Regions from separate parts of the Homo sapiens genome. Here region 2 is linked to region 1. A link is a loop called in an ENCODE intact Hi-C map of the cell type or tissue named here. Cell type or tissue: heart right ventricle. All regions are shown on one strand.

The links. A loop is a pair of places that touch in the nucleus more often than their neighbours do. Peaks named below come from ENCODE experiments on the same cell type or tissue, not always from the same donor. Only the 100,000 strongest peaks of a DNase experiment are listed, where the experiment ranks them.
Region 2: a loop joins it to region 1, with 8 times the contacts of the local background. A loop is called at or near these places in 1 of 110 quality-filtered maps.

What each region holds. Positions count from the first base shown.
Region 1 is chr16:17,402,981-17,407,980 of GRCh38, reverse strand. All of the region lies in intron 1 of XYLT1 (xylosyltransferase 1), which reads left to right. Among named protein-coding and RNA genes, the nearest start is that of XYLT1, 65 kb to the left of the region's middle. RefSeq lists an enhancer at 1,822-3,021. In heart right ventricle, no CTCF peak of the experiment used is centred here; a DNase peak (open chromatin) is centred at 2,504; H3K27ac peaks cover 2,632 bases.
Region 2 is chr16:17,024,958-17,029,957 of GRCh38, reverse strand. No RefSeq gene overlaps it. Among named protein-coding and RNA genes, the nearest start is that of XYLT1, 440 kb to the left of the region's middle. In heart right ventricle, no CTCF peak of the experiment used is centred here; no DNase peak of the experiment used is centred here.

The DNA.
Region 1 (5,000 bases):
GATATTACAGGTAAGCAAGAAAGCAAGAGAGAGGGAGGGGAAGGCCAGACTGTTTGTAAACATCCAGCTCTTGCAGAACTAATAGAAGGAGGGTATTGATCTATTCATGAGGGATCCACCCTCAAAACCCAAACACCTCCCATTAGACCCCACCTCCAACACTGGGGATCAAATTTCAACATGCGGTTTGGAGGGGACACACATCTAAGCCATAGCAGAGGCCAAGTTACTTGCTCAGGGGCACATAGCCAGAAGGTAGAAGGCCCTGGGTTAGAATGCAGACCTGCCTGAATCCCAAGGCCATACTCTTCCTTGAACACCATGCAGTGGTTATTTTAGTAGGGGTCACACAGATGGGTGGGGAGCAGGCAGAGAAATAAACAAAGAGACTGAGTGCTGCTGTCTCATGCCTATAATCCCAGCACATGGGAGGCTGAGCAGGAGGATCAGTTGAGCCCAGGAACGCATGTCCATACTGGGCAACATAGCAAGACCCCATCTCTATAAAATATATAGAGGATTTATAATGTGTCCACATTTAGTGATTGCTAACCAAGCGTATGTCACTGGGCTTAGCAGGCACTTTGAAAAGCAAAATATCTCTTATTCCTTAAAAATAACGCTGTGTTATACCCCTTATATATATACACATATATATAAATTTTTAAAATAAGAATAAATAGGCTGGACGCAGTGGCTCCTGCCTGTAATCCTAGCACTTTGGGAGGCCGAGGCAGGCAGATCACCTGAGGCCAGGAGTTCAAGACTGCTGGCCAACATGGCGAAACCCCATCTCTCCTAAAAATATAAAAACTAGCTGGGGTGGTGGCAGGGGTCTATAATCCCAGCTACTTGGGAGGCTGAGGCAGGAGAATCGCTTGAACTCCGGAGGCAGAGGTTGCAGTGAGCCGAGATTGCGTCACTGCATTCCAGCCTGGGTGACAGAGCAAGACTCTGTCTCAAAAAAATTAAATTAAAAAATAAAAATAAAGAAGCAGCAAAAGGTTTCAAATTAAAAGGGTGACTTTCGAAAGACCATATGACCCTGTGGGAAGAGACATACTATGTTCTTATGTTTTATTTTTCTGTTGCATACCACACCCAACCCAGGGCCTCATATATTCCAAGCACATAGAATAATTTGTTGAAGGAACATTGAGTGAACAAGGAAAAGAAATGGCCATTTCTTCTTTTGTTTTTTCTTTTGAATTAACCCTTTAGCTGTTCAGCATCTTCCTCCTTGTTTAAATGGGCGTTGTGGTCCCTTTTGACCCCCAGCTTCTGAGGCCTGCTGGGGAAGGTTGGCGTGAACACAGCTTCTCTTCCCCAGGGCCTCCTGGTCTCCACTTGTCTTCCCATCTGCTTTCCAGATGATCAAATGACTCATCAGCTCCCTGCAGCCTTCCCAAACCTGCTTTTTGTCTTCTCCGCTCTCTTTCCCAATTTCTTAGGCAGGACTCCTCTGGCTGTGAGTGACGGAAACCAACTTAGTCTAGTTTAGGCCCCATGGGGGAGCTTACTGGATCCCAGATGGTGATTCACAGGAACCCTGGGAGAGACCTCACTGGAGCACAGAGAGGGGAAGCAGTGTGCTCTAAGTCACACAGCTGTTCATTATGGGGAGGGTTGGGAGAGCTTGAGAATTTTGAGAACAAGCTACATGCAGGTGGTGACTATTTATTTGACTAATGTACTCCCAGTGCCTAAAACAATAACACTCATCATATAGTAGGTGCTCAGTAATATTTGTTGAATGAGCATGTGAATGCATGAATAGTGGAGTCTCTTATTTTTATAAAATAGAGTCTCACTCTGTTGCCCAGGCTAGGCTGCAGTGGTGCAATCTCAGCCCATTGCAGCCTCCACCTCCCAGGTTCAAGCGATTCTCCTGCCTCAGCCTTCCAAATAGCTGGGATTACAGGCATGCACCACCACGCCTGGCTAATTTTTGTATTTTTAGTAGAAGTGGGGTTTCTCCATGTTGGCCAGGCTGGTCTCAAACTCCCGACCTCAAGTGATCCACCCACCTCAGCCTCCCAAAGTGCTGGGATTTCAGGCGTGAGTCACCAGTCTCAGCTGAATAGTGAAATCTTAAAGTTTTCATCCCCCCTCTGTATGGATAGGAAGTAACTGAGGGCAGGGAGGGGAAATGGAGGAATTCTTTACATCACTGTGCCCTTCTTTTCACTCTCATCATGCATCAGGGGCCCCAGGGCCTGGCTTCTGCTAGCTTCAACCCTGGGTTCTCGTCCTACCTTGAGGTTGTCTCAGCCTCTGCAGGTGACAGAGAGCCTGCCTGCCCCAGCCTCAGCCTGGACATCTCCCAGCTCACGAGGGCACCACAGTGAATGGGCGTCATTCAGTTCTTGCATCAGACTGGCTCGGCTGACCACAGCAAGCTACGGCCCCCGAGGAAGATGCCAGGAGCTGGGTTTGCTGCCAAGGGCTCCCTGCTGCTGTCCCTGTGATTTCAACTCCCCAGGGCTCCCAGTGGGTGAGAACAAGGGCTGGCTGTGGCAGAGTTCTCGTCTTTGGGTGGGGTGTGTGGCGAATGGAAAGTCAGCCGCTCCGGCCTCGTGGCTTGGCTGCTGCGAGCACGGATGCTTTATAAAGTGACTTTTCAAGGCCTTCTCCCTCCACTGGGCCTTGGCAGCCACGCTGTTTCTCCAGAACTGAGCCGGCCTTGTGTCTGTTGGGAAGAAAGACATGAAAATGAGGGCTGGAGCGGACGCAGGGCCCCGATTCCAGGAGAAACAGGGCATCATGTTGTGCTGCTGCCTGGGGCAGAGCTGACAAGCGCCACATTCATTCCTCAGCAGGAGTTGGCTCCCTTTGTGGTATCAAATGCCCCCTCTGCACAGCCGCGACATTGATCAGCAACATCAGCTGTGTAGAGAGGTGGCGCGGGGTGGCGAGGCCGTTTGATTAACCAGGGGCCCTCTAAATGCTGTTTTTCTAATCTGAGTCATCCCTCCAGAAAGTTATGTGCTTGTGTGTGGCAATATTACAAGTGTATGTTGTATTCTGTGTGGAGGGCACCTCTCAGAGGTGTGCAAAGAGGCAGCCCTTATTTGGAGAAGAGGGGCAGATGCGCGTGGTTGCAGCTCTCTGCACACGTTTATGCCTGTATTTCTATCCCTATGCTATGTTTGCATGCCTTTTGTGAATGTACACAACTCTGAATGTTTTTCTTTTTAAATTTTTATTTTTTAGAGACAGGGTCTCAATATATGCCCAAACTGGTCTTGAACTGCTGACCTCAAGTCGTCCTCCCGCCTCAGCCTCCCGAGTTGTTGGAATTACAGGCAACTGCCCCTGTGCCTGGCCAACTCTGACTGTTACTTGTGCATCTGTTGTTGCATGCATGAGTGGGTGCGTGTCTTCCTAAGACAGAGAGGCTTCCTGGATTCGAAACATGGCTTTGCTTCCTATGCACCATGTGATGAATTCCCATCAGCCTTGGTTTTCTCACCTGTATAATGGGGATGATCATGGTTCTCACCTCACAGGAGAGTCTTGGAGGTTAAATGGGGCAACATCTGGCTCCAGGTCAGTTGTTGACGTGTGTCAGTTACTGTGGCTGTTACGGTTTTGACTTTGCAGGCTTGCTAGTATGTCTGTGTGACCTGCTCCACGCCCTCATCCTCAGCTGTAGCAGGAATTGTGTTGGTGTTTTCTCTTGCTTTCTGAACAAAGGATCCAGTGCTCTGAGTTCTGAGGAGGAAAAGGGACAGGATCTGAGACTCTTTTGGTTTCATCAGGGGCTGCTCAGCTCGCTGTGTCCCACCTGGATGGGGGAGGAGTATCCGACCCTTCCTGGGCCCTGAGTCCCTCCTGGGTCACTCAGGCTTGTCACACCTCCTCCCTGAGCCCCCCCCCCAACCACACATAGACACACACACATACAGTTATGCACATTGAATCTGTCTGACGTTGCTGCGGTTTCCCAGGAGGGGTTTAAATAATTCTCTGTGGCTGTGGTCTGAACTGCACAGAGAGAATCTCGTTGTCTCTAACCTGCTAGTGGATGGCTCCCACCTGGCCTGACCTCTGGCTCCAAAGGGCAAGTCCAGCGTTTCAAGCTGCTCTTCTAGCCCTTATGAACCTGAGGTCTTGGAGGACGGCTCTCAATGGAGAATTGTGTCTGGAGAAGAGACAAGGGTGAGGTATTCCCAGATGGGCTTTGAGGAAAGGGCCTTTTGCCTCTCCTGCTGTGAACAGCTTTCATGGCTCTTCTTCTGCAGTAGAGTAGTGATACAGTTTGGCTATGTTCACACCCAAGTCTCTTCTTGAATTGTAGCTGCCATGATTCCCCCACGTGTTGTGGGAGGGACCCGGTGGGAGGTTATTGAATCATGGGGGCAGGTCTTTCTGGTGCTGTTTTTGTGATAGTGAGTGACTCTCATGAGATCTGATAGTTTTATAAAGGGGAGTTTCCCTACACAAGCTCTCTCATTCTCTCTTGTTTGTTGCCATGTAAGACGTGACTTTCACCTTCTGCCGTGATTGTGAGGCCTCGCCAGCCACCTGGAACTGTGAGTCCATTAAACCTTTTTTTCTTGATAAATTACCCAGTCTCTGGTATGTCTTTATCAGCAGCGTGAAAACAGACTAATCCAGGTGTTAAAATCGCCGGCCCTGGCAGAAGATTTGTAGGTTCAAAGCCAGGTTTTGCCGCTTACTGGTTGTATGACTTGGGCAAGACGCCTGCCCTTTGTGAGTGTGTCTCCTCATCTGTCAAATGGCTATAGCTGCATCCAAGGCTGGATATGAGGATTAAAGGGAGGTATTCCCATAAAATCCATAGAGTGATCCCTGGCCTGCAGGAAGCATTGGTAAGTGTTAGCTGTGGCTGGCTTATTACCATCAGTTACTTGTTTGTCTCTGTGTATCGTCTTCATATTTGAGGTCCTCACTCTGGAAGCTGGGATGATGGTCATTCCGCACAGGCCTTTGATGTCATAAGCACCTGGTGAATATTTTGTGATTCATTTATCTAT
Region 2 (5,000 bases), 380 kb after region 1:
TTTGTGCAATGTGGTATCAAAGTGAAGTCTCCTTTAGCCTAGGTTCCAAAGTGACTGATGAGAAAACTCCAAATAGTCAGTGTTAGAAATACAGTAAGAGTAAGAAATGAATTTCCATTATGCCAAACCACTGAGATTTGGGAGCTGCTTGTTACCACAGCACAACACAGCTCATACTGACTGATACAAACCAAAAATTGTTTCATCTCACTAAGCCTCTGCTTTTTCAATTATACAATAATGATCTCCCTCAAAAGATTATTGTGAGGGTTCTATTAGATATTCCTGTAAAACCACATGGGATTGTGCCTGACATATAGTACATGCTGCAAATGTTAGCTATTCTTACTGAGGAGTATGTAGCCTTCTAGTTAGTTTGTGGCTCTGTCAATGTGAAAAACACCAAGACTAAAAGAAAGGTATAGATATAAGAAAGCAAATATAAATGTACCCTAAGCCTCACCAGCCCGAGGGACAAATGAGGTCAGGAACAGTAATAATTCTCATTTTTTTAGCTCCTGGCTTTAAATGTAAATTCCAGGACCTCTGGACCCACCTTAACATTTCACATGGTCCCTTGTGAAAACAGCTCTGTTGGCTTCTCCCTACAGTCCTCCGTGATGAAAAGTTCAGAAATAAGTTCATGGGACCAGGTGTGGGGTAGACATTACAATAGCAGCTAAGCTTTATTGAACACTTACTCTGTGCAAGGCAAGTTGCTAAGTCCCTTTACATACATTACCATGTTGAACTCTTAATTACCACCATAGGAGCTTGGTTATAATTGTGCTCATTTTGTAGATACATAAACAAGGCCCCTCAAATCTAGTTAACCTCCCTCAATATTACAGAGATAGAAAGTGGGACTAAGAATGTCTGTCCCCAAAGCCAGCAGTCATTATAACTATGTCATTCTCCCCAAGGCCTCATTTATAAACCACCTTCTCAATTGCCCCTTACAACTATCATCATCATGAAAATCAACTCATTCAACTAGATGCTTGTTGAGCCCATAAGACATGCTCAGATGCCTTGAATCCAAGTGGGAGTCAAAATTAGACCCAAAATGAGCCATTACATCCCCGTGACATAAATCACTGTATTCATAAAAAATGGAGAAATTGCAAATGAGCCTACAGCCCAATGGCTTGCACCAAATCTGAAAGATGCCATTTTAAAAAAGAAAGTTAATAGACTTAGAGCAGTCTACTGGGTAGAGAGGCCATTAATATAAGATAAATAATAGTAGTGGGTTGGAAGCAAAGGAGTTCATAAATTCTCACTTGCTTATTAAGGGTGGTATCCTTTGGATTCCCATTTATAATATATATGACTGCATATAAATGAATTATAAATGTATGTTTTGCTTAAATACCAAGCACTGGCTGCTATTCTTCCCTGATGCAGAAAAATTAAGTTACAAAGGAATGAGTTAAGATTGTTTACCATCCTATTATGAAACAGAATACCTCATAGCTGGAAGGGTACTTAGGGATCAACTATCTGTTCCAACTCCATCCCTTTGCATATGAGAAAACTTCTAGTTTAGGCCACACAGGGATTTCCAGTGATTTAAAATTCAAACACACTAGTGGAGCACAAACACATTTTAATTTACTCCCTACCACTGACAGCTCTAATCAAGGCATGAGCCTTCTGTTCAAAGCCAACAACTGATCAGCCTTCATGATGAATGGACACAGAATCCTAATTCATACTGATTCTGGCTTCAGGCCTTTGCTTGTATTTCAGTCCTGAACTTACACCATTATTATCCCTATTACAAAATAGTAGTGATTAGTTTCCATCTGCAGCTGGAACACTGATTGGCCTATCTTTTCAGGGGCATTTATTTAAGGTCACTTAAAACCATTACACTTGTATACGTTGATCCTGGATAAACAGAATAACTATGGTCTAGGGTAAGGATGATGAAAGAAGCCATAAATAAGTTTAGGGAAATCCCAGAGCAGGGGAGCCACTGCTACAGTTCCCAGGAGTCTGTACGATTTATAGAGAAGTTCTTTGACCTACATGGTACCCAAGCCACAGAGTAGAAATGGCCATGGGGATTTTCTGGGTGGGGAAGACTGAGGGCAGCCTTGCAGATCCTCATGCCAGTGTGGTGTGGAGAGAGCAGCCGGAAGCACCTAAGTTTCCACGAAGGGCACAGAAGTGGCCGTGAGAACCAGAGGACCAAAACATTCTCACATTTGGGGATTAGGGATGTGGATGTATTGACCCCAAAACAGATACAGAACCACGATCAATCAGCAGTGGTAGAAACAAAGGGACACATAACTACACTAGGTGGGGACAGGTAACAACAGATGATACTTCCCAAAGTCTGGCATGCCTTAATACTAAAGCCTGCACCTCACACCAGGAACTTTAAACACAGTGGGAAAGACAGAGAGAAATGCAAAGGGTAGAAAGTTGGGTCAACTGAGCAGTATCCACAAGAGACTGAGTTTTAAACCAGAAGTGATTACATTTTCTCTAATTCAATTTTGCAGTGGAAGTGGGTGCTTAAGAGTAAAATGAAATTCAGTTACAGAAAAATAAAATTCTGTTTTCCCTTATCTGAGTTTTCTGATTGGGAAAACATCTGCATCATAAAATAAGTTCTTGATACAGTGCTGGGCTTCATAAGTGATCAGTAACTTTTCGCTGCTGCAGCTACAGTTGCTGTTGTCCTTGTTATTGCTGTTATTATGCTGTGAGCTCCTGGAAGCAGGTACAGTATTTTTTGTTTGTTTCTGTCTTTCCAATGTTTATCACAGAATAGGTTCCTCAGCACATATTTGCTGACTGGACACCCGAATTTACCACCATACCCCCTTCCCCCACTAGCACTCAATGCTATTATTCATGCAACCTGGAGCCAAAGTGACATCTCCTTTAGACTAGGTTCCTAAGTGACTGATGAGAGAGCTCCAACAACCAGGGTTAGAAATAGAATGTGAGTAAAAAACAAATTTCCATCATGCTAAACCACTGAGATTTGGGGGCTGCGTGTGGTAACCACAGCACATCCTGTCTGATACAAACTAAAATTGAAATGTACTTGAGAAGAATTACCTAGTCTGTAGCATACTGTTTTACCTCCTTTATGTCATTGAATTTTTACTCTCTGTATTTTATAGTCAATGAATCTGAAATTCCATGCTATTAAATCATGTGTCTAAAGTCACAGTCAGTAAGGGACAGGGCCATCTGAGTCCAGAATTCTAGAATTTTCCATTACACTAGACTGCCCCCAGATGAAGACTTTTTTTTTTTTTTTTTTTTGAGATGGAGTCTCACTTTGTCACCCAAGCTGGAGTGCAGTGGAGTGATCTCTGCTCACTGCAACCTCTGCCTCCTGGGTTCAAGCAATTCTCCTGCATCAGCCTCCCAAGTACCTGGGATTATGGGCGTGCACCATCACACCCAGATAATTTTTGTGTTTTTAGTGGAGGCGGGGTTTCACCATGCTGGCCAGACCAGTCTGGAACTCCTGACCTCAGGTGATCCACCCACCTCTGCCTCCCAAAGTGCTGGGATTACAGGCATGAGCCACTGTGCCTGGCCCTAAATGAAGATTTTCTTATACCTACTTCTCTAATATACATTTTACTTTGAATATAATAGGAGATAGCTACTTGATCTATATTACTTTCCACTTTTCCAAACAGAATTAAAGTAAGTAAGATTTAAGGTAGGGGAGAAGGAAAGCTGGATGGCAGTTCGGAGAAATCCAGGGTGAAAATGAAAAACCATGATCTTAAACTTTGGTGTATATGTCCCCAGTAGGAACAGCAACATATATACAATATGGCAGAAAGTACAACATGGCGGAAAACTCTGATGGAGAAAATAAGCATCCAGTTTTCCTGTAGACTGGGATGGAATAAAAAAGAATAATAGACGTATTGGCAAGGATGTAGAGTGACTGGAACTCCCACACAATGCTAATGGGAATATAAAATACAGAGTAACTCAATTACTCTGGAACACAATTTGCCAGTTCCCAATAAAATTAAATAAGACCCCAGTTTCAATCTTAGAGTTATACCCAAGAGAAACAAGTATGTATTATATTAGGCCATTTTTCACATTGCCATAAAGAACTTCCCAGAGACTGGATAACGTATAAAGGAAAGAGGTTTAATTGACTTACGGTTCTGCATTGCTGGGAAGGCCTCAGGAAACTTACAATCACGGTGGAAGGCAAAGGAGAAGCATGCACATCCTTAACAAGGCTGCAGGAGAGAGAGAGCAGGGGAAATCGTCACTTACATCACCATCAGATCTTGCGAGAACTCACTATCACTAGAACAGCATGGGGGAAACCACCCCTGTGATCCAATCACCTCCCTCCCACTAAGTCCCTCCCCTGAAATATGCGGATTACAATTTGAGATGAAATTTGAGTGGGGACACAGCCAAACCATCTCATGGATGCCCACAAAAACATTTGTACAAGAATGCTCATAGAAACTTTATTCTTACTAGTCCCAAACTGGAAACAATGCAAAGGTCTATAAAAAGGAAAAGAGATAATTGCTGTATGCAAATACAATGTAATACGAAACATTAATACAAATAGAATGAAATGTGGTAAAACCAAATAACATGGATGATTTTCAAAAATATTTTGGGCAAAAGAAGCTAGAAACAAAAGAGTACCTTCTGGATCATGCCATTTATATGAATGGCAAAAACAGGAAAGCTAAGCTACAGTGATTGAGATCAGACAGTGGTTACATCCAACAGTGGGGTAACTTTAATAGGTCATGAGGGATTTTTCTAAGGTAATGAAAATGTTCTGTGACTAGATCTGGATGGTGGTTACCTAAGGCATATACCTGTATACAAATCCATTGATCCGTATACTTAGGATTTGTGCATTTTAGTGTATATAAGCTATACCTCAACAAAATAAGAAAAATAGTTTAAAGAGAATGATAAAAATGTTATCTACATCTCAAGATGGCAAGCACGGCTGTAGGATCTTG